Regions from separate parts of the Homo sapiens genome. Here region 1 is linked to region 2. Evidence: chromatin loops called from intact Hi-C (ENCODE). Cell type or tissue: mammary epithelial cell. All regions are shown on one strand. Each heading gives the region's core, and the rest is flanking DNA. Links, peaks and the distances in the headings are about the cores only.

Region 1 (12,417 bases), core at 2,131-10,130, 86 kb after region 2:
CCTGGAGCGGTGGCTCACCCCTGTAATCCCAGCACTTTGGGAGGCCGGGGAGGGCAGATCACCTGAGATCGGGAGTTCAAGACCAGCCTGGCCAACATGGTGAAACCCCATCTCTACAAAAGTACAAAAAGTAGCTGGGCATGACGGCGGGTGCCTGTGCTCCCAGCTACTTGGGAGGCAGAGGCGGGAGAATCACCTGGTCCCGGGAGGCAGAGGTTGCAGTGAGCCAAGATCACACCACTGCACTGCAGCCTGGGCAACTGAGCGAGACTCCATCTCAAGAAAAAAAAATTGGCAAAGGATTTGAGTAGACATTTTTTCAAGGAAGATATAGAAATGGCCAATAAGCCTAGGAAAAGATGCTCAGCATCATTAGTCATTAGGGAAGTGCAACTCAAAACCATAATGAGATGCCACTTCACACCTACCAGGATGGCTAGAATCCAAAAGATGGACAATAACAAGTGCTGGCAAGGACATGGAGAAATAGGAGCTGTATCAGGCCATTCTTGCATTGCTATAAGGAAATACCTGAGACTGGATAACTTACAAATAAAAGGTTTAATCGGCTCACGTTGTACAAGCATGGCACTGGCATCTGCTTGGCTTCTGAGGAGGCCTCAGGGAGCTTTATTCATGGCAGAAAGTGAAGGGGGAGTAGGTACCTCACATGGCGAGAGTGGGGGCAAGAGAGAGTTGGGTGGAGGTACTACATGCTTCTAAACTAACCAGATCTCACGAGAAGTCACTTACTGTCAGGAAGACAACACCAAGCCATGAACGATCCACCCCCATGACCCAAACACCCCTAACTAGGCCCCATCTCCAACCTTGGGGATTACATTTCAACATGAGATTTGGGGGGATAAATACCCAAACCATATCAGGAGCCTTCATATATTGCTGGCAGGAATGTAAAGTAGGGCAGCCACTTTGGAAGGCAGTCTGGCAGTTCTGCGAAAGTTTGAACATAAGTTAGTTAGCATATGACCCAGCAGTGGAGCTGCTAGGTGTAGACCCGAGAGAAATGAAAACATATGTTCACACAATAACTTCAGAGCAGCACTATTCAGAATAACCAAAAGGTAGAAAAAATCCAAATGCCTATCAACTGACGAATGGGTAAATAAAATGTGGTGTATCCATACAACAGAATTATCCAGACATTAAAAAAATGAAGAACTGATACATGCTACAACATGGATGAACTTTGAAAACCTACGTGAAGTGAAAGCCAGTCACGAAAAGCCATACATTATATGATTCCTTTCATAGGAAATGTCCAGAATAAGCAAATCTATAGAAACAGAAAGTAGATTGGGTTTCTTGTCGGGGTGGTGAAATGTTCTGGAACAAGATAGTGGTGATGGTTGTACAATCTTGTGAATATACTAAAAACCATCAATTGTGTACTTTAAACCTGTGATTTTATATCTCAGCACAAAAAAAAGTCTATAAAAAGGATGAGGTGAGGCCCTCCACAGAGCACTGAAAAACCATCAAAGGTCTCTGTTGATCAGCCCCATCCCGGGCTTCCGTTATCCTGATCTAGGGTGGGAACTGAGGGGCAGAGCTGGATTCCAAGTTCCAGACAAGAGGATTTTGGGGGTGAAAGCAGAGTGGGGAAGGAGAAGAAAGAAGAGGCTCTGTTCCGTGTCCCCCATGGAGGGCGAAAGATGAGAAGGCTCATGAAGGGTGATGAAGTTTTACATGTGGTATATGACATAATCTACCACCCCAAAAAAGAGGCCAGCAAAATCAACATTATTCATCAAGGTTTTGGATTTGGATTTGTGTTCTGGGAGGTGATGCGGGGAGTGGCGAGTCTGACCTTGTAACAGTGGATGTGGTATGAGAGGGATAGCACCCAGATTACATGGGGACCTCGGAGCCCCTGCCCTCCAGCTGCTAGTAGTCCCATTGGGAAGACTCAAACAACTATAATACAAAGGTAAATGATATTAATAAAGCAACAGTTCAGACCAGAAATAGAAGAGCCACTTCAGGCAGCACAGTGAGTCACTGTCCCAGGAATCATCTAGGCTGTCATTGTAAGAGTAGCTTAAAAGAGGAAAAAATCCTTCAGCCTGCAGCAGTCAAGGAAGGCTTCATGGAGTAGGTGAGATTCTAGCAGGGCTCAAAATAATGTGTGAGGAAGAGGCTTGGAGAGTACATGGGAGCCAAATAGGAACATCCAGGAGCTTGGGTGTGGTGATGCAGGACAGCTGCCAGGAGCCTGCCAGGGTTGAGGGGTGGCCCTGGGCATACCCTGCAGGAAGTGCTGAGTGCCCCATGTCTCAGAGAGGCCTTCTCCCCAGAGCAGGCAGCTAGGCCTTTTTCTGCAGAGAAGTCCCAGGCCTCACACCATCTCACATCTCTCTCCTAGGACCACACCCGCGTGGTGAGTCCCATCATTGATGTCATCAGTCTGGATAATTTTGCCTACCTTGCAGCATCTGCTGACCTTCGTGGAGGTGAGTTCTGCTCCCGGGGGTGGGGCTGTAGACATGAAAGGAGGTAGGTGAGGCTAGGCAGGCAAAAACCCTTGCTTGCTGCTCTTTCCAGCTGTGCCAGAGACCCTCATGAACACCCCTTCCACCACCTCCAAAGAGAAAATGAAGAGGGATTGGGTGCAGCCCTGGGACTGGGGACAAAGGAGCAGAGCTGGCAGTTGCAGGCTTCTGATACAATCAGTAGCAGAGCCAGACTAGTCTCTCATCTTTCCCTCCCTCCAAATATTGACACTTTCTTCCCAAATGCTGCCAGCCTAGGGATCATGGCCACAAGTCCCGGCAGAAGGCCATGATGTGACAGCTGTCTTGAGGATGGGGAGTAGGGAGCCCTCAGCCTCACATGACTTCCTAACACATGCGCCCCAGAGATGGTCAAGACCAGTGTTGTGTATGGCAACTATCAGCCACATTTGGCTATTGAGCTCTTGAAATATGACTAGTCTTGAAAAGTGACTAGTTGGAATTAAGAGTGCTATAGGCATAGAAGACCCACAGGTTACCCAGACTTAGTGTGAAAGAATGTAAGATACCTCATTAGTAATTTTTTGTATTGATTACATGTTGAAATGACAATATTTTTGATATATTACATTAAAAATATTTCGTCCAAATTAATTTCATATATTCTTTTTCTGATGTGATTACTAGAACATTTTGAATTACGTATTTGGCTTACATTTGTGCCTTGCATTATATTTCTTTTGGACTGTGACGGGCTGTTCAGTACAGTAGATAATAGTCACCTTTGGTTACTTAAACTTGCATTAATTCAAATTAAATAAAACTTAAAAGGCAGTTCCTTAACTGTACTAGCCACATTTCAAGGCTCAGTAGCCACATGAAGTTAGTGGCTACCATATTTGACAATGCAGATACAGAACATTTCATCATTGCAGAGAGTTCTATGGAACTGTGCTGCTCTAGAGAATCTGTTGCTGGGAGCTGGCGGGCACAGTGGATTTCCTGTTTGGGATCTGGACTCCCAGTATATGGACCCAGCCATTAGTTAGATTGTGAGTCTGAGTGGGATTCTGAAGGGAGCCAGGCATTTCCCCTTTGGGAAATCACCTCAGGGCTTTGGCACTGGCAGCTGCCCCTGCCTTGAATTCCCTTTCTCCAGGTATCTTCATGGATCTATCCTTCATTCAGGTCTCTACTCCAAAGTCACCAGAGAGCCTTTCCTGACTATTCTAACTAAAATATTAATAGTATGGGCACTCCTTCTTTGTTTTCTTCTTTTTTTTTTTTTTTTTAGTACTTTCATCCCCAGCTGACATAGTCTCCACTGATTTATTTATCTTTGTAGCTTCTGTCTTACCCAGTAGATGGTACACTTCCTGAGAGGAGGAGCTTGGCTCATTCCGAATGAAGGAGGGACTGCACGAAGAGCCCAGGGCTCTGATCAGGGGAGACTCCGAGGGGTGGTGGAGTGAAGGGTCTCAGCAGCCCGCAGCTCTGCCCTGAGCTCTGTCCTCACCTTGCTGTGTCCCTTAGGGTTCGACTGGAGCCTGCATTTCAAGTGGGAGCAGATCCCTCTTGAGCAGAAGATGACCCGGACAGACCCCACCAGGCCCATAAGGTCAGAGCTGCGGTGGGCTCTGGGGGACCCCTTCCTTCCCTGGGTCAGGGGCCTGGGAGGCTCTTGGGAGGCTGTATCGGTCGCTTGGGCTCCTGAGGCGCACTAAGTGCTGACTCTGTTCTGGGCCTTCGGACCCTGTATGCAGGGACAGCGAGGACAGAGGCCACGGGAACAGATGTGGGGGGCCAGGGAGCTGGCCAGACATCCTGCCCCAGTGACTCTGCAGGGAGGGATCTAGAGGCAGACGGTCTTGGGTCCTGGGGCCATCTAAAGGGCCTCCTTGCTTCTCCAGCTCACGTGTTGCGTCTTCCCTCTCCTTGCTCCCAGGACGCCTGTCATAGCTGGAGGAATCTTCGTGATCGACAAGTCCTGGTTTAACCACTTGGGAAAGTATGATGCCCAGATGGACATCTGGGGGGGAGAGAATTTTGGTGAGTTGGGAAATAGTGACAGTGAAAATAACAGTAGCAGTAATAACCACAGTTAACCCTGACAGAGCACTTTCTATGCGTGAGGACCTGCTCTAAGGACTTTACACACATGAGGTCATTTAATTCTCTCAAGGACCCTCTGAGGTAAGTACCATGATCTCCATTTTACTGATTTTAAAACCCAAGGCACAGAGAAGTTAAGCAATTTGTCCAGAGCCACACAGCTAGTAAACAAAGAGGTTCTATTTAGGGGGAGCCCGTGGTCACATGGCTGGACATGTGTGTGGAAGAACACACAACTGTATCACAGACCACAGCTTACACACGTGGCTGCTTCCCTACCAGCAAGGCTGGGAGGTGTGTGGTAGAGGGTGGTGGTGAAATGCTAAGTGATGGAGTCAGATGGCCTGGGTGCAAACCCTGACCCTACCACCTGCATGCTGTTTGGCCCTGGGCAAGTTAAAGCCCTTTAAAGTCTGAGTTTCCTCAAGAGGTTGTTATGAGTACTAAATGAGGTGATGAGTTAAAGGCAGGTCACAGTGCTGGTGGCCACTGTCATTAGGCAGTCTCTAGACTCAGAAGCACAGGAAGCTGCCCCTCCCTGCCCTGAAGCAGCAGCGAAGGAGACAGAGGTGGGGGCAAAGTGTTCCAGTAGGGAGCTGGAGGGGGCTGGACCCTCACACACTTGCTTCTCAGCTCACGGTGTTGGGGCCACAGAGTACCAGGGAAGGGTTACCAAGTGGGATCGGAGCCCAAACTCTGGACTCCAGTATGTGTGGGCTGGCAAGCCAGTCAACTCTTTGAACCTCAGTTTCTTCATTTGCAAAACAGGGTTGCAAGTGAGATGGAGGTTAGATAAAGGGTGAGCATCAGTTAGGGTCCTGGCAGAATACGGAAGGTGCAACCGACTTGAGTGTTTATTAAAGGGCTTATTTACATGGTGCGGGCAGGATAGAGGGAACCATAGGGACAGCACAGTACTGGGCAGGGCTGTGACTTCTGGGAGCTGTAACCACCCCAAGGTCTGAAAGACAGGGTGAGGGAGCACCCCACGATGGAGCTGTGGTCTTGGGGCACATGCAGCCAGCCCATGGCACCAGGTGGAGAGTGTCAGGGCTAAACACTCACCCTCACTCTACCCCCACCCCGTCATCTCCTGCTGGTGCCTCCCTGTCTGCCTGAGGAAGGGAACCCAGCAGTGCAGCCCCCAGGGGCTGTCTCACAAACAGCGACGTGGAGACGGGGGCGGTGGGGAGCACCATTCTGGGGGTCTCCAGGAGCAGGGGCAGGTCCTTGGTGGCCTGTTCTTGCCCTCTTGGTGGGCCCAGTCCTTCACAGAGCCCTCTCCCACTGCTTCCTTCTTCTTCCTGACCAGGTGTTCTGAGCAATAACTAGCACTGGTGGTATCTCACCCATTTGACAGGTAGAAAGACTGAGGTGGATGCTGCCTTCTAGATTTCAGTCCGGAAACTCCACATCTAATGGGCGTATGCAGCTCCTTTACCAGAGCCACTTATGTGTTGTGGGACGTTGGCAAAGGCACAGTCTATGTCTCTGAGACGTTAGGAGCAGGGATTCTTTAACTCTTTCTCCCTGATGAGGAAAATAGCAGTGAGGGGGCTTGCAACAGGCCTGATCCCGACTCAAAACCAGCTGGAGTGGGAATGGGCATGGGACTCCCCCAGCTTTGTAACTTGCTTTTGGAGGCTGTTTCCAGGCAGGGTTCAGAGAAGTAAATTCTGGGAACTGGGGTGCAGTGACCCCTCCATTCTGACCCCTTTCATGTGTTTTGGGTCCAAGTGACCCGCTTTGTGTCTTCAATCTCGGCCTGAAGGGCTTTGGCAAAGCCAGTTTCCTGTGAAGACTTGGAAAGCTGGGAAACCCACAGTCTCCTTGCTCTGCCTCCAAAGGCCATTTTTTCTTTTTCTTTTTTTTCTGAGGCTAGAGACAGAGAAACAAGTGAATGATCAAACAGCTCATTTCAAACTCTGCCTGAGGCAAGGGCTCCGTGGTTGGAGAACTTGAAAGGTGAACCACAGAGTGGTTCTGGCAAGGGTTTTGTTTCTTAGAAGAAATTCAAAGAAATGTCTGGGCTAGCTGCAGTGCTCAGACGTTCAGCCGCTGGGACCAGTTTTGAGCTATGAGACTCCTGTCGCTGGTGGGTTTGAGCCTTTCCTTTTATTCCTTTATTGAAGGAAGGGAGATTTCCAAACCAAGACGTGTTCTTTTGTCCCCAAAGAATTCCAAACTCGGGAGCCCAGAGGCCACCTTGAGTGGGGCTGGCAGATGTGCAAGGTTAGGATCCCCAACAAAGATGTGTTGGGGATCCTTTTAAAACATAGATTATGTTGCTTCTGTGCTCAAAACCTTGCAAGAGTTCTCATGTCATTCTGAGGAAAACCCAAACTCCTTACTGGCTACAGGGTATCTGCCTTTCCCTGCAGCCCCGCAGCCACACCCCTGCCCTCACTTCCCACTTCTCCCACCCTGCCTCACTCCACGTGGGCTGCACGGCCTCCTTTTTTTTCAGACAGAGTCTTGCTCTTATTGCCCAGGCTGGAAGGCAGTGGCACAATCTTACTCATTGCACTCTCTGCCTCCAGGGTTCAAGCGATTCTCCTGCCTCAGCCTTCTGAGTAGCTGGGATTACAGGCACACACCACCAGGCCCGGCTAATTTTTGTATTTTTAGTAGAGACGGGGTTTCACCACGTTGGCCAGGATGGTCTCGAACTCCTGACCTCTCAGGTGATCCACCCGCCTCAGCCTCCCAAAGGGCTGGGGTTGTAGGCGTGAGCCACCGCCCCCAGCCAGCATGGCCTCTTTGAACTTGCCAGCTGTGCTGTTGCCTCTAGGGACCTGCCCTTGCCGGCTCCTCTGCCCGGAATGCTCTTCTCCTGCTAGCCACAGGACTTGCTCCCTCATCTGTTTCAGGTCTTGGCTCAAATGTCCCTTTTATAGTGACAACTCCCCTCATCAGCCTGGTTTAAAACATAGTCTTAGTCCTCCCCCACCACCATCCACTGGCCCTCTTCAGCTCCCAGCCTGATTCATTTTTCTCCATGGCCCTAACTACCATCTGATATGCTGTATTTATTTTATTTTTTATTTTTATTTTTTTCATTTTATTTATTTATTTATTTTTAGAGACAGAGTCTCCCTCTGTCACCCAGGATGGAGTGCAGTGGCACGATCTTGGCTCACTGAAACCTCTGCCTCCCGGGTTCAAACAATTCTGCCTCAGCCTTCCAAATAGCTGGGACTACAGGTGCATGCCGCCACACCCGGATAATTTCTTTTGCATTTTAGTAGAGACGGGGTTTCACCATGTGGCCCAGGCTGGTCTCGAACTCCTGAGCTCAGGCAATCTGCCGCCCTCAGCCTCCCAAAGTCCTAAGATCACAGGCGTGAACCACCGCACCTGGCTGACATGCTACATTTTTATGCATTTTCTTGTTTACTTGCATTTTTTTGCCCCTTATTTTATGGAGTTCCCGTCTTCTCACTTCCCTGCTAGAGTACAAGGGAATCTAGAGCAGTGTCTGACATATAATGAAAATTTGCTGAGTGAACTAAAGAATCTGACAGTGTGGCTTGCTGGACACAATGTGAACTTGATGCTGCACTTCTGCAACTGAATATTTGAGTGACCTTGGAGAGGTTATTTAACAACTTTGAGCTTCAACGTCCTCGTTAAAAAAAATAAGGCTAAAAATCCTGACTTCACATGGTTGCAGTGAGAATTAGATATTGGATAGAAAGAGCATGGCATGTAGTAAGTACTCAGTAAATGGATGGTTACTGCTATTGTTATGGCCATTGTTGATAATAATAACAATAGTTAATAATATTATAGACATTATGGGCTGAGTGGGATGAAGTGACTTAACTAGCATAACAAAGTTGGGATGGCAGAAATGGAACCAGAATGCAGATCTTCGGCCCCCCAGGACTGTGCCCAGTTCTACGCCTTAGTTGCTGAGGCCAAACACAGAGCTCTGACCAGGAGAAGGGACGGATGCCTGGCAGTTTATAGGCAGACCTAGGGAAGCCCATTGATATAGCCATCCTTACATGTGGGTCCAGGTATGCCAAGTGTCCGGTCCTGGCCCTGAACCACATCTGGACGTCACTTGGTGCACACAGGCTGGCCAGAGGTGGGCTTTAGTCCTGCTTCCTCCACTCTGCCCTTTGCTAGTTACTGGGAGGGTCCTGACCAGCTATGCCACGTGAGAGCCCCCAGGCCTGGTTGGAGATCATGAGTGTCCTTAGAGCCAGCTGAGGAGTGGGAAGAGACTATAGGGTTAATATGAAGGAAAGTACGAAATCAAAAGAGATTATGTGAGATTCAGCCAGCTGTCAAGGTGGGTCCTTACCATAAATGGCAACTGGTGAGCGGAGATCAGAGTGGTAACTTTTGAGGTCCCCTTCTGGGCAGCAGGATGGCCACTGCTCTCCCGACACCACTGGGGACCACAGTCATCCACAAAAGCTGGTTCAGCTCCACCACCGCTGTCAAAAGGAGGCATGGCTCAAGAGGGCCAGTGAGAGCCTGTACAAGGAGACCAACTGGGTCAAGAGGGAGGTTGGGGCCAGCCCAAGAGGTGCCAGCTGGAGCAGCCTGTGGTTTGGTTGGTGGCTGGTTTTCCGACCTCTCAGGTGCACAGAGCTGGCTGACGAGCAGATGTGTTTTTCCTTAGCTCATGTCTGTCTGGGGCTTTCTAGACAGAGCCTGGAAATGATGCCACTGTTTGGTTGTTTTCCTTCTACTTATGTTCTTGGTGTTCCTTCAAGCTTTTTCCACTGCTCTTCCTGGAATGGGCCACGGGGATCATGTGTATATGTGTGTGTGTGCATGTGCACGTACACACGTAGAGTGGGCAGTCAGGAACCTGTGCAAGGAGTGGGAGCACTCCATTTGAGCAGGCCCAGGAGCCCCGACCCCAACATGTACCTCCAGTGAGACACCAAAGGGAAGGGAAGCCAGCCCCTTCCCACCCTCACTTGCCAAGGAACCCCTTCCTCCTCCTGACGGCTACTATTTCCTGCAGAGCTCTCCTTCAGGGTGTGGATGTGTGGTGGCAGTCTGGAGATCGTCCCCTGCAGCCGGGTGGGCCATGTCTTCAGGAAACGGCACCCCTACAACTTCCCTGAGGGTAATGCCCTCACCTACATCAGGTAGGTCACCGAGAAAGGAGCACGGGACTCAGAGGAGGACACCAAGGCCCAAGCCCCCAGCCTTGCCAGTTATCACTATGTGACTGTGGGCAGCCACCTCACTTCTTGGGCCTCAGTTTCCCCATTTGCCCCCTCTGGTAACATCCTGGGATTGCAGGTACCTTCAGGGGTGGAGGGAGTTGCCACCAGGTCTCTCTTGCCTTGAGACTCATATGGACTTCCTTTGTCCATATGAGTCTCGGAAAATTGGCCAAATCCCCAACTAAGCCATGCTCTCCACTCATGGAGCCCCGAGTGCTGGTCATGGATGCCTGTGCCCCAACCCTGACTTGATCAACCATCTGTCCATCCCTATCCCCAGCTACAGGGTGCACTAGTCTCAAGGGAGAGTGGGTAATGTCCTAGAAGACCACTCCACGGTCTGCTCTCCTGAGGAGGTTGGCAGGGGAGGATGAGGGACTTGTCATGAGCACCCTCGTACATGTGGATGGTTCTTCACCTTGTCGAGCTCATGCTTATTCGTACAGCGTCTGGAGCAGCAGCTGCCCAAGTCTAGCTGCATACCTACAAAGTCGATGGGTATTGACAGACTGTCTTCCAAAAGGACCGTGCTAATCTATACCATCCAAGTATCACCTTGCTCCTGAGATTCTCATCGTCCTGTATTCATGGATCGATTAATCTTGATCCTGACCGCTAACCCTGTTGCTTCCCTGGTGACCTTATTTTGCTCTTTCCTCTCCTTTTAGGAATACTAAGCGCACTGCAGAAGTGTGGATGGATGAATACAAGCAATACTACTATGAGGCCCGGCCCTCGGCCATCGGGAAGGCCTTCGGCAGGTGGGCCCCCCCAGCTCCACTGTCTGACTCCCTCTACCCACATTAGCACAACCCCAGCAAAATACGAAGTGGTATGTACGCCAGGGAACCACCCGCCACCTCCCCAGCCACTGAGGTCCCACTCTAATGGGCTTCTTTGGGTCCTGGGAGGGAATGCAACCGCAGAGACAAGACCTTAGGCTTTGAGGAGCGTGAAATCTCATGGGAGAGAAGGCTCGCTTATGAAAAAGAGCTGCCTGTCCACAGCTGCCTGCAGAAGAACAGGCATCTGTGGAACTGCTTAGGAGGGGGCTGCCTGCAGAAAGCATTTGGGGTTCTGCCTCCACTCCCTGTTCAAAATTGAGATCTGTTAGCCTATTTTCCTGTCATGGACTGTTAGGACTATGGTCTAGTTAAGCATTTTCAAAATGCAGATGGGTTGTGAAATCAATTTAGTGGGTCGTGACCAGCATTTAAAAAGAGAGAGAGAGAAGTAGAACCCTATAGATTAGATTAGTACAGAGCAGGATAGAAAATAAGAGTTGATTGCAGTTAAGGGTTAGTATTGTCCTTATGAAACTCTTATTTCCGTTGTGGGTGCATGTGTGTGCATGCATGTACCTACACATGTACAGTTGCCCCTCTGCATCTGCAGGGGATTTGTTCCAGGACCCCCCACGGATACCAGAATCCACACAGATGCTCAAGTCCCTGATATAAAATAGTGTAGTATTTGCATACCCTATGCACAACCTCCTGAATATTTTAAATCATCTCTAGATTACTTATAATACCTAATACAATGCCTACACATCACGTCATTTGCATGGATTCAATGTGGTACTCGATGCGTGGCGAATTCAAGTTTGGCTTTGGAACCTTGTGGAATTTTTTTTTTTTTTTCTAGATGGAGTCTCATTCTGTCACCCAGGCTGGAGTGCAGTGGCACAATCTAGGCTCACTGCAACCTCCATCTCCTGGGTTCAAGCGATTCTCCTGCCTCGTCCTCTAGAGTAGCTGGGATTACAGGCACGTGCCACCATGCCCAGCTGATTTTTTGTGTTTTTAATAGAGATGGGGTTTCACCATGTCAGCCAGGCTGGTCTCGAACTCCTGATCTCAAGCGATCTGCATATCTTGGCCTCCCAAAGTACTGAGATTACAGGCATGAGCCACTGCACCTGGCCTGAAATTTTTTCCTAAGTATTTTTGATCCAAGGTTGGTTGAATCCATGGATGCAGAACCCACAGATACTGAGGGCTGACTGTACATGGGGCGTATTATATTACAAATGTAAGATAGTTATCTCCTACTTAAGCTTGTGGTCAGAAAAGTTTGAAAACACTATTAATGATGATCAATGAATCTTCTCCCTATTTATTCATATCTATCTCCCTTTTTTTGAAAAAATAAGTTATGTCACTAAATATTTCTTGTAATGAGGAACTAACATTTACTTAGCACCTGCCCTGTGCTAAGTGCTTCACACTTAATTCACTTGATTCTCACAAAAGCCTTCTGAGATGAGTGGTCGTGTCCCCAGTTGAATGTAGAGGAAACTGAGGCTCAGATAGCTGGTGACGAGGGCCGTCAACCAGTGGCCATTGTGGTGGGTGTACCTGAGGAAGGTGAGGATGGCGGTGTCCCAAGGACACATCTAATGGTTTTATTTGCCAACACATCTAAAGATGTTTAAAGCTTGCTCTTCCTGCTGTTAGACCTTCCTCCTGTACTTCTCATTAATTCTGCAAAGATAAAGACCAGTTCATGGTCTGCTAACAGAGGTCTTAAGGAGTGAGAAGCCGAGAGAAAGGCATGGTCCCGTATGGTCTGTGCTCACCCTGAAAGGTGAGCTCCAGGCAGGAATTTGATGAGTGAGGCATAGCCAGGAGACC
Region 2 (12,417 bases), core at 907-8,906:
TGCATTTTAGACTCTTAAGAATCCAGCAGGCAGAAAGAGGTTTTGTTCACCTTCCTATTCGCCTATTAGTTTGGGGCCCTAACATTTGACTGTAAGTTAAGTTCTTAGTTTACCCTGCCTCTCAATTTTTCATTCATTTATTTATCCTTTCTTCCTTTTTTTCCCCTTCCTTATGTCTCAGCCTTATAAGAAGTATCATTTTTTCTTTTAAAGGAGATATTTTCTCAGTTTGCTAGTTTACTAATTATTATGTATTTTAAATGGATCTTTCTTTCTGGTCTTTTATGTTTCCTATTATAAGATGGTTATTTTTTGAGAGTACCTAATCCCCTTAGGGATACACTGAGAATCAGTTTCTGTTGGAAGAGATAAACTAAAAGAGGGTATAAGAATGATTCTTGTTTTGATTAACTGTTGATTGATATGAATAACATAAAAATAATACATAATCTCCCCAGTACTTTTTTTTTTTTTTTTTTTTTGACATGGTCTCACTCCAGACTGGAGTGCAGTGGTGCAGTCATGGCTCACTGCTGCTTCAACCTCCAGGGCTCAGGCAATCCTCCCATCTCAGCTTCCCAAGTAGCTGGGACTACAGCCTTGTGGCACCATGCCTGGCTAATTTTTTAATTTTTTTGTAGAGATAGAGTCATGCTTTGTTGCACAAGCTGGTCTCAAACTCCTGGCCTCAAGCCGTCCTCTCACCTTAGCTCCCAAAGTACTGGGATTACAGGTATGAGCCACTGTGCTCAGTCCCCCAAATACTTTTGTTTTGGAATTCAGGTATAATTTTCAGGCATTCACCAAGATACCCCTTGTGCAAGAGCCCAGCACCTTCTGCCTGTCCCAGTCCTGGAGTAGTTTTGCATCAGGCAATGGAGTAGGGATGACGTGCAGCCACACAGCCCATGTGTTCAAAAGTACCGATTCCACCAGCCTGCTAGGAGACGTATTAGTCACTCCCTTTGCTTGAGGAAGCAAGGCCTTGCTTAAATGCTAGCATGTTATTTAGAAAGGTGGGAAGTACATTAGACCATTTTTTTTTTAACCAGCTTTATCTGTGGCCAACTCTGGTTGAAGGCCCCTAGAAACTGGGTAACTGGACCAAATGGTTAATCATTTGAGAGATAATCAAGAACTGCCTTTGCAGAGGAACAGAGTTGTCAAAGGACCTAGTTCATGCATCCTGGGTTGTACCCCCTTCTGATGTGGTGCAGGCTGCCTCAAAGGTCATTTTGTGTTGTGACTGAATGGAGATAATGTCATACCCTCCAGACTGAACTCAAAGCATTTGCTTTTTGCTATTTGTTATTCTTGAATTTTTCTCTCTTGCTGGATGGGTAGCCTGTTGCCTTTCTCCCAGCATAAGCTTCAAAAGCTGCCGAGTTTACAGGCAGCATTATTATAAGCATGATGTTTGGGTTCAGAAAATTCCTGAGTTGAAATGGCTACTTAGAATCTGCTTCTGCTGCTGCTGCTTTTTTTTTTGTTTTTTTTTTTTTTTTGAGACAGAGTTTTGCTCATGTCATCCAGGCTGGAGTGCAGTGATGCAATCTTGGCTCCCTGCAAACTCTGCCTCCTGGATTTAAGCGAGTCTCCTGCTTCAGCCTCCCAAGTAGCTGGGGTTACAGGCGTGCACCACCGCACCTGGCTAATTCTTGTATTTTTAGTAGAGACGTGGTTTCACCATGTTGGTCAGGCTGGTCTCGAACTCCTGACCTTAGGTGATCCGCCCGCCTCAGCCTCCCAAAGTGCTGGGATTACAGGCGTGAGCCATCGCACCCGGCCCCTACTTCTGCTTCCTAAAGATCTCCCTTCTCAGGCTGCAGCACGCCAGGGCGGAGTTGAGATTCTGGCCACTCAGGCCACCAGGGTATCTATTAAGTCCTGGGTAAGAAACAGAATTTTGAGCTTAGTCAGCTACAGGGGGCTGAAAAGGAATGAGACTGAAACATGGATAATTTTAAAGGAGGTATGTTTGTTTAGTGGGGATGGGGTAGGCTGGGGGCTTGTTCATGAACTGAACTTTAAATTTTGCTCTTTCCTATACCTAGTTCTGTCATGTATTGGAGGATCAAAAAAAAGTGTGCTGGTGACTGAGGTTCTGGTTCCAGCCACCAGCTGTGTGCCTTTGGACAGATCACTTTTCTGGGCTCCTTTCTGTATCTATAGAGGTTTGAATTAGATGTGCTGTAAGGGCCCTCCTAGCTGTAGCATTCTGTAATCCACCCCACTGTTTCCTTATGTGGCCCTTTCCCTTGAGTACTGTGTACTTTCTGCTTTGTTGCACACTCTCGTCCCACCCCCAGCGCTGGGAATGGAGACTGCATGGAAAGAAGGGTAATGAGGGAAGCAGGATGCCACACCATGGCCTCATTGACTAGGGAGAAGCCTGCTCTCTCCATCTGGTGTCAGAATACCTGTCTCACCAGAGATGTCTGTGTGTGGGGAGCTCACATTTCCCTATCGCCCAGTCCACTGAATAATCAGAAAGAGAGAAGGGAAATCTGTATGTTTAACCACATTGCCAGTGCTCTAGGATTTAATAGGAGATAAGTGTAAAAGGGAAATGAGGCAAGTGTGCCAGGTGTTGTAGATGGGAGGATATTGAGTGGGGAAAGACTGTTTCTCATTTTAAGGATAAAGAAATTAAGATTTTATATATATATACACACACACACGTATATATACATATATACGTATATATGTGTGTATATATACATATGTATATATACACACATATATGTATGTATATATGTATGTAATGGAGAATTGAATTGGGTACTTTGAAAAAAAAACCTTAAACCAATAAGTAAAAATACTCTTTCTGTGTTTTGTGTGTGGGGTTGTAACAGCCCAAGAATATTGGAGGCGTCCACACTGTTAACGTGTTCTTACCCATCCATGAGTGCTAAGACATGAAGAACTCACAGGGAGACAGGGAAGCATCTCCGGAGCCTGTTTTGTATAACCCTGACATGCCTTGGACTTTGTCCTGCTTGCCTTTGCCTTTGCCTGGGCATCAGCTAGACAGACATGTGCAAAATGTAAAGTTTGCATTTTATAAGCTGCTGAAGACATTTCTTTCTATATCTCCATCCCCTATGACCTGACAGAAAATACAATTTCTAGTCCATCCTTGTGCTTAGTTTCAGTCCCAAAGTGGATTGGCTTTTCATTGTGTAACACAGATTTGTATCAAATGTGTTCATCTTGGAGCTCTTTCCACAATAATCACCTAGATCTAGACATGAGCCCCTGCTTTTACCAAATTGGGGTCCTTTTGTTGTTTGTTTCAGAAAAAGTAGGCAGCTAGCCAAACAGGAAGCTCAACTACATTTCTCTGCCCTCTCCTCGATGGACCCTAACTTTATCTAAAATTCTGAAATTTCTCCTTATATCCCATGGAATCAACTAAAGCCCTGTTGGCTGGCTTCGTTTCTTTTTAATCACGATATGTATGTTTGGCCCTGGAGGTTTGGTAAGCCTGAGCTGTTGCACATATGGCTGCCTCTGAGTTCTTGGACACAATGAGCAGGACTAAAGTTGGCTACAAAAAGGAACAGAAGATGACTTAGGTTAGTTTTTCTTTTTTAAATGTTATACAAGTGCAGAGCACTTGGCTGCCATCCCCCTCTCAGACCATCAACAGAACTTGACCTTGGCCAAGATTTTGCCTCATCCTCTCGGCATTTCAGCATAGAGTTGCGTTTCAGCCATGGAATGCTTAACCAAAAGCACATGCTGTAGTGGTGGTTTCCAAAGAGTAAGTTTTTGCAAAAAGTCCACATAATGTTTCCTCATAACAGCAGCTTTCTCTGAACCACCAACCCAACAAACCTCTAAGTGGTGATTTTTTGGCTTATTTGTCCACAAGGACTGTGATTTTTTGTTTTGTTTTTAGCAATACTTTATTAAAGTGCAGTATAAGTAACATATGATAAAGTGCACACATCTAAGAATACAACTCAATGAATTTTGACAAATGCATATATCCATATAACCACCAGGGGCTGGTGTTTTTAATATTTTGTGAAGCACCTATTCTAATGATGTACGTTTTGGGATTGGAAGGTTGTGCATTCTTCTAGCTGAGAAAATTACTATAAAACAGTAAATCCAGATCAAAATGTGATGAAGATCCACCTGCCACAGAGAAAGTATTAATAGAATATAAGGCTAGGGTGTAGGAGAAGTGGCCCAGGAAAGCCATCCATGCAAATTTTGTTTCCTTCCTACTTGAGAGGGTTGGGGATGAGAGGTCCGTCCTTCCCTGGCTCATAAGCCCATGAGTTGTGTAAAACACTGTTCAGTAAGGCAGAATATAAGTCCTCTTATATATTGAGTCCAGACAGTTTTCCCTTTTGTCACATCTAGTGGATTTGGTTATTGCAAAGCTTCATGTTTGTTTTTAGTAAGTTAATTTTTAAAAATAGGTAAAATGTGCACATAGTATAAAATTTTTAAAAAACATATAATGAAAATCGCTCCAGTCTTTCTGCCCTCCTTGAAGGCAACCAGTGTTACTATTAATTTGCATCCCTCAGAGAGATTGTATGTGTGTGTGGTTTTGTTTTGTGTTTTAATTCCCAGGTTTCTTATTTGGTCGCGAACCAATAATATTCTCCACCCCTTTGTTTCACACTTTAGGCTCTAGTTTAGGGCATTTATGCAGAAACGTTTTGGATACTGCAGCCTGAGTAGGACTACTTCTTTTTGTTCTGTACCACGAAGTTCATCCTCTATATCTGTCAGCTGGTTCAAAAGTTCATGTTTCTCACAGGATTGGCCATGGGTTGAGAATCACTGAAGCTGTGTGTTTATCATAGTGGGCCCCCTCTCTCTCTATATATATATATATATATATTTGAAATTTTCCATTAAAAATGTTCTTTAAAAACTCAGTCTTTTGTTTGTTTTAAAGTAATGCTTAGTTGCAACCTAAAAGCAAACCATAGATTAATCTCTAGACAGAACCCCCTGCCCCACCATCCAAGTCAGACATTCAGAGTTCCCAATTTGCAAATTGTGACCTAGGATGGTTATTCACCTTTACAAGCCATCCTTCTGTTTAAACATAGGATTGACTTCAAATTTATTTTGAAAAGCCAGCTTCTCTGGCAGGTAAAATTTGATTTATACACTAATTCTTTCAAGAATATGAATATCATGCACAACAGAGGGCTTATATTCTGCCTTCTTGAACAGTGTTTTACACAACTCATGGGCTTATGAGCCAGGGAAGGAAGGACCTCTCATCCCCAACCCTCTCAAGTAGGAAGGAAACAAAATTTGCATAGATGGCTTTCCTGGGCCACTTCTCATAGACCCTAGCCTCATATTTTATTAATACTTTCTCTGTGGCAGGTGGATAAGGAGTCAGGTCTTCTCCAAATTAGAACTTCCCAAAGATACACAGTCCAGAGAAAGGAGCGAGGCTGTTGGTGTTTTCCAATTCAAGTCCCGTATGGTTTCCCTAGGGCCATTTTACCCTTGATGCCCTTTCATGCTCGCTCCTTTGTCTTGCCATAGTCTAAACACCCAAGGCCTCTCAGTCATCATTAAGAATATTCCCACTGGTCAGGGAGTGCCCTTTGAGCGTGCCCTTAAGAGCAGCTGTCAGATTTGAGCAGCATCTGCTTTCTGACAAGCTTGAAAACAGGATGAAGGAAGCCATTGAGTATTTCCCAGTGGAAATGGTACCACAAGCTGCCTTTGGGACTGTGTTCAATATGCGAGGAGTTTAGTGGCCTGGCAGCTTAGGTGGGGGTGGGGGATGTAAGTGTGGGTCATTCAGGATGGAGCAGGGATCTTCCCCATCCTGAATGGTCTCAGCCATGTCATCCATGCAGGGTCCTGATGCTGGAATCCTTCCCTCTCCCTCAGCCTTCGGCTCCAGCCTTTTCTGGGCAGGGAAACAGAATGAGGCAAAATGCCTGGTGTGTTTTAAATAGATTCTTCTTGTGGCAGCCAATGAGTCCAACAGCTTGGAAGGTGAGTGACCCTTCCCGAGAGACTTATGTTGTGCCATTTCTCTTGTCCCTAGCCCCTGGAATACTGACCACCTCGACCCCTCCTGCTGTCCTCCCCTTCGACCTAAACTCCAGTGATGTTAGCCATCCTCCTGCTGCTCCCTAGATGGACTGTCTTCAGGCTTTTCTGGTTTTAGTATTTATTACACTTCCCACTTGGCTTTTTCTGTCCCCAAAGCTGATTTTCCTCGTGCTATTTGTCCACTCCACCCAGTGCACATCCCCATCTGCTGCTGCTTGTCTGACTGTCATGGCTTCCCGATGATCTTCTTGCCTCCACCTTCCCGTGGCCTGCTTGGGGACAGCCCAGCCCCACCTGGGCCTGTGTGCAGCTGGGGAGGCAGGAGAGGCTGCTCATTGCAGTGGCAAACACTGGGGCCTGCAATGTGAGGTCAGCAGTCAGTGCTCCAGCACAGCCAGGACACCCCAGATTGAGCATGGGCAGCGTGCAGAGCCATTTTCAAAAGAGTATCTTTTAGCAAAGAGAGTTAGGACTTCAGAAGACCAATGTGGCCTCTTCCCACCCTATCCACGGAGACCACTTACAAGACCTAAGCATCATGATCTCTGGATTCCCAGTAAGGGGTCATACAAAGGAAGGACATGAATATTTTTTACTTGCTAAGGGGAGATTGGCTGTGTTGATTCTGGAAAGATGTAGGGTATGGGGTATGTGAATGGACGGTAGAGGCTCCTACCTCGAACAATCTCGGTTGTGGGGCAAGTGAGAGCTCCAGACTAGGAAGCAGACCTCAGTGATGATGGCTATTCTTGGCAGTGTGGCAGTGCCATAAGTCGGTGAAACAGGTAATGGGGGGGATCAGAAATCTGAGGAGGGGCATAGAGAACATAGGACACACAAGTGATGGGCCAGCACCCATTAAAGGTTAGAATCAAAAGAGGAAGGTCAGGTGGAGGCTGGATGTCATGAGGGAAAGTTGATGAGGAGCAGGCACTGGGGAGACCAGGGCAGTGGGACCCTGCCAGAGACCCTGCAGCTCAGCTCTGCCACATGGAGGCAAGCAGTTTGGGGATAAGGCCAGGAACAAAGGGATCTGTGAGGACCCTGTCTCCTACTCATCTCTTGCCCTTTTATTATTTTTTATGAGCCTGTCCTCATGTTATATTAGTAGTAGAAAACAAACAAAGGCAGTCTGCATTTGAAAGGGGATGGCACAGCCTGGAGAATTTAAGGCTGGATGTACTTCCCCTTTTGCTGAATTCTTAGGCCTCTTTGCCCATCTGCTGCTGGAGCTATGGGGCCAGTCCCTTACTGGAGCACTCTGAATGGAATCCCTACACAGCTCGACAGCTCAGATGAGTGCCGGCGGCAGGGGTAGCCAGCAGCGGGTGTGCACCCACAGAACCCCTCCAGGCCCATGGGGCAGCCGGGGGAGCAAGGCTGTTGGCCAGCCTGGCTAGAGAGGGACCCTTAGGGAGGGTCTGGTCTGAAGGCAGCTTCCAGCGTGTGACTCCAGCTCAGTCACTGGGCTCCTCTTCCCCTAGGCACTGAGCTGCAGAGAGGCCTGAGGTAGAAGAAAGAGGAAGGAAAACTTTTTTCTTGCTGGAAAAGAATTTTAGGTAAAGAGGTAAAAAAAATTGAAAAGGCACAAAGGGTATACAATGAAGGTCTCTCTCCTACTCATGCTCCCCTCAAACTCCCCTCCTCAGAGGCATCCCCAGATGTACCAATTTCTTGTACATTCTTCCAATTTCTCCTTTTTTAGTCTGCTGTAATCCAGAAGTTTCCAGATTCTTGAACAAATGGACTATTTTCAGTTGTTGGGATGTGTGTGTGTGTGTGTGTGTGTGTGTGTGTATGTCTGTGTGTGTGTAAGATGTAGAGGGGGGGATCAAATGATAATAAAGAAAATTGTATCCTAGTTGATTGCCCATCATTCTTGCTGAGGCAGGGAATGGTTTAAAACATTAAAACAAGTAAATAGAATTCTAAAATGCTAGCACTTGAAAGGACCTTCCAAGTACTTTTTTCTTTCTTCTTTTCTTTTTTCTTTTCTCTTCTTTTCTTTTTCTTCCTTCCTTTTTTTCCCAAAGCCCTCCCCATAAACATGAGGAAGAGGCCCAGATAAGTGACTTTTCCAGGGTCACCATGCTAGCTGACAGCATATCAGCTACTGAAGTGGAAATTAAAGCAGTGTTCCTGGAATTGGTATGTATCTTGAAGCTGTCAGTATGGCTGAAGATATCCATCGATATATTCTGAAGTGTCATTTCTAAAACCCAGGTTTCCCATCTCCCAGTTGTCCCAGTTGCCCAAGAAAATACTGCGTGCTCCATCTTTAGGTAGTGGTCTTTGTAAAGATAAGTGATTCAGAGGTGGAAGGAAAGACAAGTGATCAGACATGGATTTAGAAATTTTCTCCGGTGGACACAAATAGGAGGAAAGAAATTAGTAATTCCAGGAAAAGCCTGAAGTCAAATTCCAATTGAAAACAGAGCCTGTGCACACATGCACCCGCCCACCCACCCATACACAAGTACTGGCAGAAGACAGAAGATGGCTGCCGGCAAAGTCTATTGTCTGTCTGTCCTGCTGGGCTCCGGGCTGAGATTCAGGGTCCAGGCAGAGGCTGTGAGAGGCAGCATAGCGCCATCCCTCTGCCAAAAAACTTGCAGCCCTCTGGCTTACTGTCACTGGGCAGGTATTTTCTTGTTGGGCAAAAGGGATAAATGTCAACTTAGACTGGACAACTAAGAAGACAAGCTGTGCGTGGGGAGGATGTGCCTGGCCATGCCACCATGGAGCTCTGCCACCACTGGCTCCATGAGCACTGATAGACAGCCCCAGCTGTTTCCTACCACCTACCAGGAGGAAACTCCATAAAATTTACACGCTGATAAAATGGCAGGATGATATTTTAAAATCCTCCCTGTTTTGGCATCAGCTCCAGACACTGTGAGCAATTTCAGTGTCCAAGCCAGACTGATGGGCCTTTTGATGGCTTCAGAGGGTGGCTTCAGTGAGAAGGGGACATGTAGGACTGTAAACATTGGCTGTAAAAGCCTTCAATTGCTTTGAAATGGTAAATTTCCAGGCAATGTAGATCTGATGTTATATGCCTCCTGCATTAACAGCTTTTTCTTCCCGTTCAATTATTTTGACTGGTAAGGGAGTAGAAATTACACTTCAAAATATATCGATGGATATTTTCAGCCTTGCTGAGAGCTTCAAAATATGTACCAATCCTGGGAACATTGCTTTAATTTCTACTTCCCAGTTTCACAAGGAAAATGGAGATATCAATTATAAGCACCATTAAACTGAAGGAAATGCAGGACCAGGACTATGGATCTCTCTTCAAATTCTCTTTGGTCTTGTCACCTGACCTTTTTGATATGGAGACAAATTTTATTCAAACCCTAGGTCAAGGGGTCCATCCTGGGTTTCCCGATAAAGCAATGAGTATTCCTAAGAGACTGGGTCCAGGGACTTGAATTAAGGCATCTGACAGAGGCAGAAAAAAATGCCAGTTTTCTGTCTCTCCATCTTCACACGAGGCATCCAGAAGCCCTCATCTCTGACAACATGGCCTTTCTGCCATGCCTAGGTGCTGGGTACATAGGCAGCCACCCAGCAACATGTTCACCCCAGTTGTGTTTCTGGCTTTCTCATCTCTACCTGACTGGCGACGTCCACTCTCCCTGAGCTCCATATCTGGATTTATAGATGCCTTCCTGGACCGACCACAGACAACTCAAGTTCACTGAACACACCTCCCAAATTGGCTCCTCCTCCTATATTCCCCATTTCAGTTAATGGTTACATTACACCAAAGCACTAGTCTCCTAATCAAGAAACTTAACACGCTATTCTCAAATCCTTTCTCTCACATCCACCTCAAACTGACCACCAAATCCTACCCTCTTTCTCTCCTGCTTCAGTGTTACTGCTCTAATCTGTGCTTCTGTGGAGCTCTATTATATCATCTTGTGATTTTTTTTTCCTCTGAGGCAGGGTCTTGCTCTGTCACCCAGGCTGGAGTGCAGTGGCATGATCATAGCTCACTGCAACCTCAAACTCCTAGGCTCAAGCTATTCTCCCCACTAACCCTCATGAATAGCTAAGACTACAGGCATGCACCACCATGCCCAGATAATTTTTAAATTTTTAATGGAGATGAGGGCTCACTATGTCTCCCAGGCTGGTCTCGAACTCCTGCTCTCAAGCAGTCCTCCTGCCTTGGCCTCCCAAAGTGCTAGGATTACAGGCATGAGCCACCACACCCGGACTCATCTTGTGATTATCTATGTGTATTTCCCCATTGTCAATTACTGGACTCTTCAGAGGCTACAACCAGATTCTATTAATTTTTGTATCCCCAGTACCTAGAAGTGCCTGGCATGGTAGGTGTTCAAGAAGGAAAGGAAAGGAAGGGACTGGAAATTCCACGCCAATGGGCAATCAAGCACTGGCTTTACAGTCTGAGTGGGCTATTTGGCATTTTCATGGGACAGAATGGGGAGTAGCAGCAGCTGCCACCCTCAATATTCATTCATTCATTTACTCTGCCTAGATATTTAGCGAGTGCTGCCAAGATGCCCAACACTGTGCTAGAAACTCATGATACATAAAAGGAGGCTGCCAGTCTCTGCTTAGAGGAGCTCCCATTCAAGGGAAAGACAGGCATGTGGTAGGCACTAACCTGGCATCTTGGGCCATGTAGTCTGATCTGAGGACCTTGGCCACCCAGCTCTGCAGAGGCTACGGAGAAGGGGAAGTGACTCAGGAGAAGGTAGTGGAGACGGGAAGGTCAGAGAGGCCTTGGAAAGGGCTCTGCCTCTGGGATCAACTCTGCTGAGGAGTGGTTTTATTTATGTATTTCTCCTTTGTACAAATTCCTTGCTTGTTAATGAAAATCATTTGACACATTTCTAATTAGCCTGCAGCCTCTGCAATCCTATTATTCCCAAATGCAACACCTGGGTTATTTCATGATCCCTGGTAACATTTATGGTTCTTGCAGTTGTCCACCAGAATTGGGGTCATTCCTTCTGCTACTTCTCATGGGACCACAAAGGACTTTCTCTCCCCCCTCATCCTGGGGCAGGAAGGTTTGGCCCTGGCTCCATGACTTGGGGAGGAAGCACTGGCAGGGGACTCCCTACACTGGCCCGCCCTGACCCTAAACGAATCACCCCCTTTGTCTGTGCTCTAGTCCTGTACTCATTTCTCAAGTGCTTGGCTTAAGAGAGAAGTGCATTTTTTCATAGAGCTACACTGCCTTTTCTCCTCCTTCCCTCTTCCTCTCCCTTCCTTCCATCAACAAATAACTATGCGATCGCATTCCAAGGGCTTCAGACAAACAAACAAACAAAAAAACAAATACTACACACTAACAAGCATGTACTATTTGCCACTACTATAGGCACCGGGGAAACAGTGGTAAGGAAAATATACAAGAACCCCAGTCCTCTTGGAATTTTTACTCCAGTGGCAGAAACTAATAAGTAAGAAACCAGGGTTATCAGACAAGTAGGAGGAGGAGGATTGACAATAAGAAAACTGCCAAGTTCCTTTCAAAGAGCTAAGTCCTTTCCTCCATCTATAATGGTTTATAGAAACTACCTTATAAATATCTTTTCCTTAGAGACGATTGGTGCATTGAGTGCGCTCAGCTGGCAGTGGGCAGCGCATGCTCCACTTTATGCTGGCACCTCCGTGGGCATCAGTCTCCTCCCCTGTGGAAGGGGGATGATTGCGCCTTCCTCACAGGGTCGTTATGAGTATTCTGAGATCGTGTATCAGCACATTGCCTGTTGCTTGGTAACATACATTCTGTCCACCATCCCTGCCTTCTTTCCTGCTTAGAGCAGACATGGGCCAGTAAGGGTATCCAATCAGGTCCCTTCCCTACCTTCTGGGCCCTGCTGCTGTGGACAGAGCAAGAGCTTCTGAGCTGGCCCAGCACCTCAAATGGGAGGCTGGGGCCCTGCTCTGTGCCTCTCCCCTGCCTTGCCTCCAGCCTGCTCAGCAGAGGCTCTGGAAGATGCAGCCACCCACCCACGGGCAGGACAGTCTATGACTGCTGGACATTAGCCATGGCCAAAGAGGCTGGCATCAGGTCTGTTCTTGGCAGCAATAGTGAGCAGTCCCTTTCAGGAGGCCCCTTTCACCTCCAGCAGCCAGCAACAGCCTGCAGGAGAGAGCCCCTGGGGGGTGCTTATGAGGCACTGGATTTTACATGACTTTATTTCATCCTATCTTTCCCAACAAAGTTGTGAGGTAAGAGCTGTCAGTGCCCCATTTTGCAGTTGAGGAAACTGAGGTTAAGAATTTGCCCAAACCACTCTCTTAATTTGTGACAGGATCAGCATTCAAGTTCAGGTTGTCCAATTCCAGAGCCAGGGCCTTACACTGAGCTGT

What was found. Peaks named below come from ENCODE experiments on the same cell type or tissue, not always from the same donor. Only the 100,000 strongest peaks of a DNase experiment are listed, where the experiment ranks them.
Region 1: it touches region 2 in a loop (2.7-fold over the local background); 27 of 110 quality-filtered maps call a loop at or near these places.

What each region holds. Positions count from the first base shown.
Region 1 is chr14:69,329,078-69,341,494 of GRCh38, forward strand. It overlaps GALNT16 (polypeptide N-acetylgalactosaminyltransferase 16), which reads left to right. Exons shown (of 15, transcript NM_001168368.2): 7 at 2,387-2,474; 8 at 4,008-4,092; 9 at 4,420-4,523; 10 at 9,574-9,700; 11 at 10,450-10,542. Among named protein-coding and RNA genes, the nearest start is that of ERH, 63 kb to the right of the region's middle. RefSeq lists enhancers at 5,162-5,662, 5,663-6,163. In mammary epithelial cell, for the core only: no CTCF peak of the experiment used is centred there; a DNase peak (open chromatin) is centred at 6,524.
Region 2 is chr14:69,244,220-69,256,636 of GRCh38, forward strand. All of the region lies in intron 2 of GALNT16-AS1 (GALNT16 and EXD2 antisense RNA 1), which reads right to left. Among named protein-coding and RNA genes, the nearest start is that of GALNT16, 9.7 kb to the right of the region's middle. In mammary epithelial cell, for the core only: a CTCF peak has its summit at 4,011 (motif pointing right); no DNase peak of the experiment used is centred there.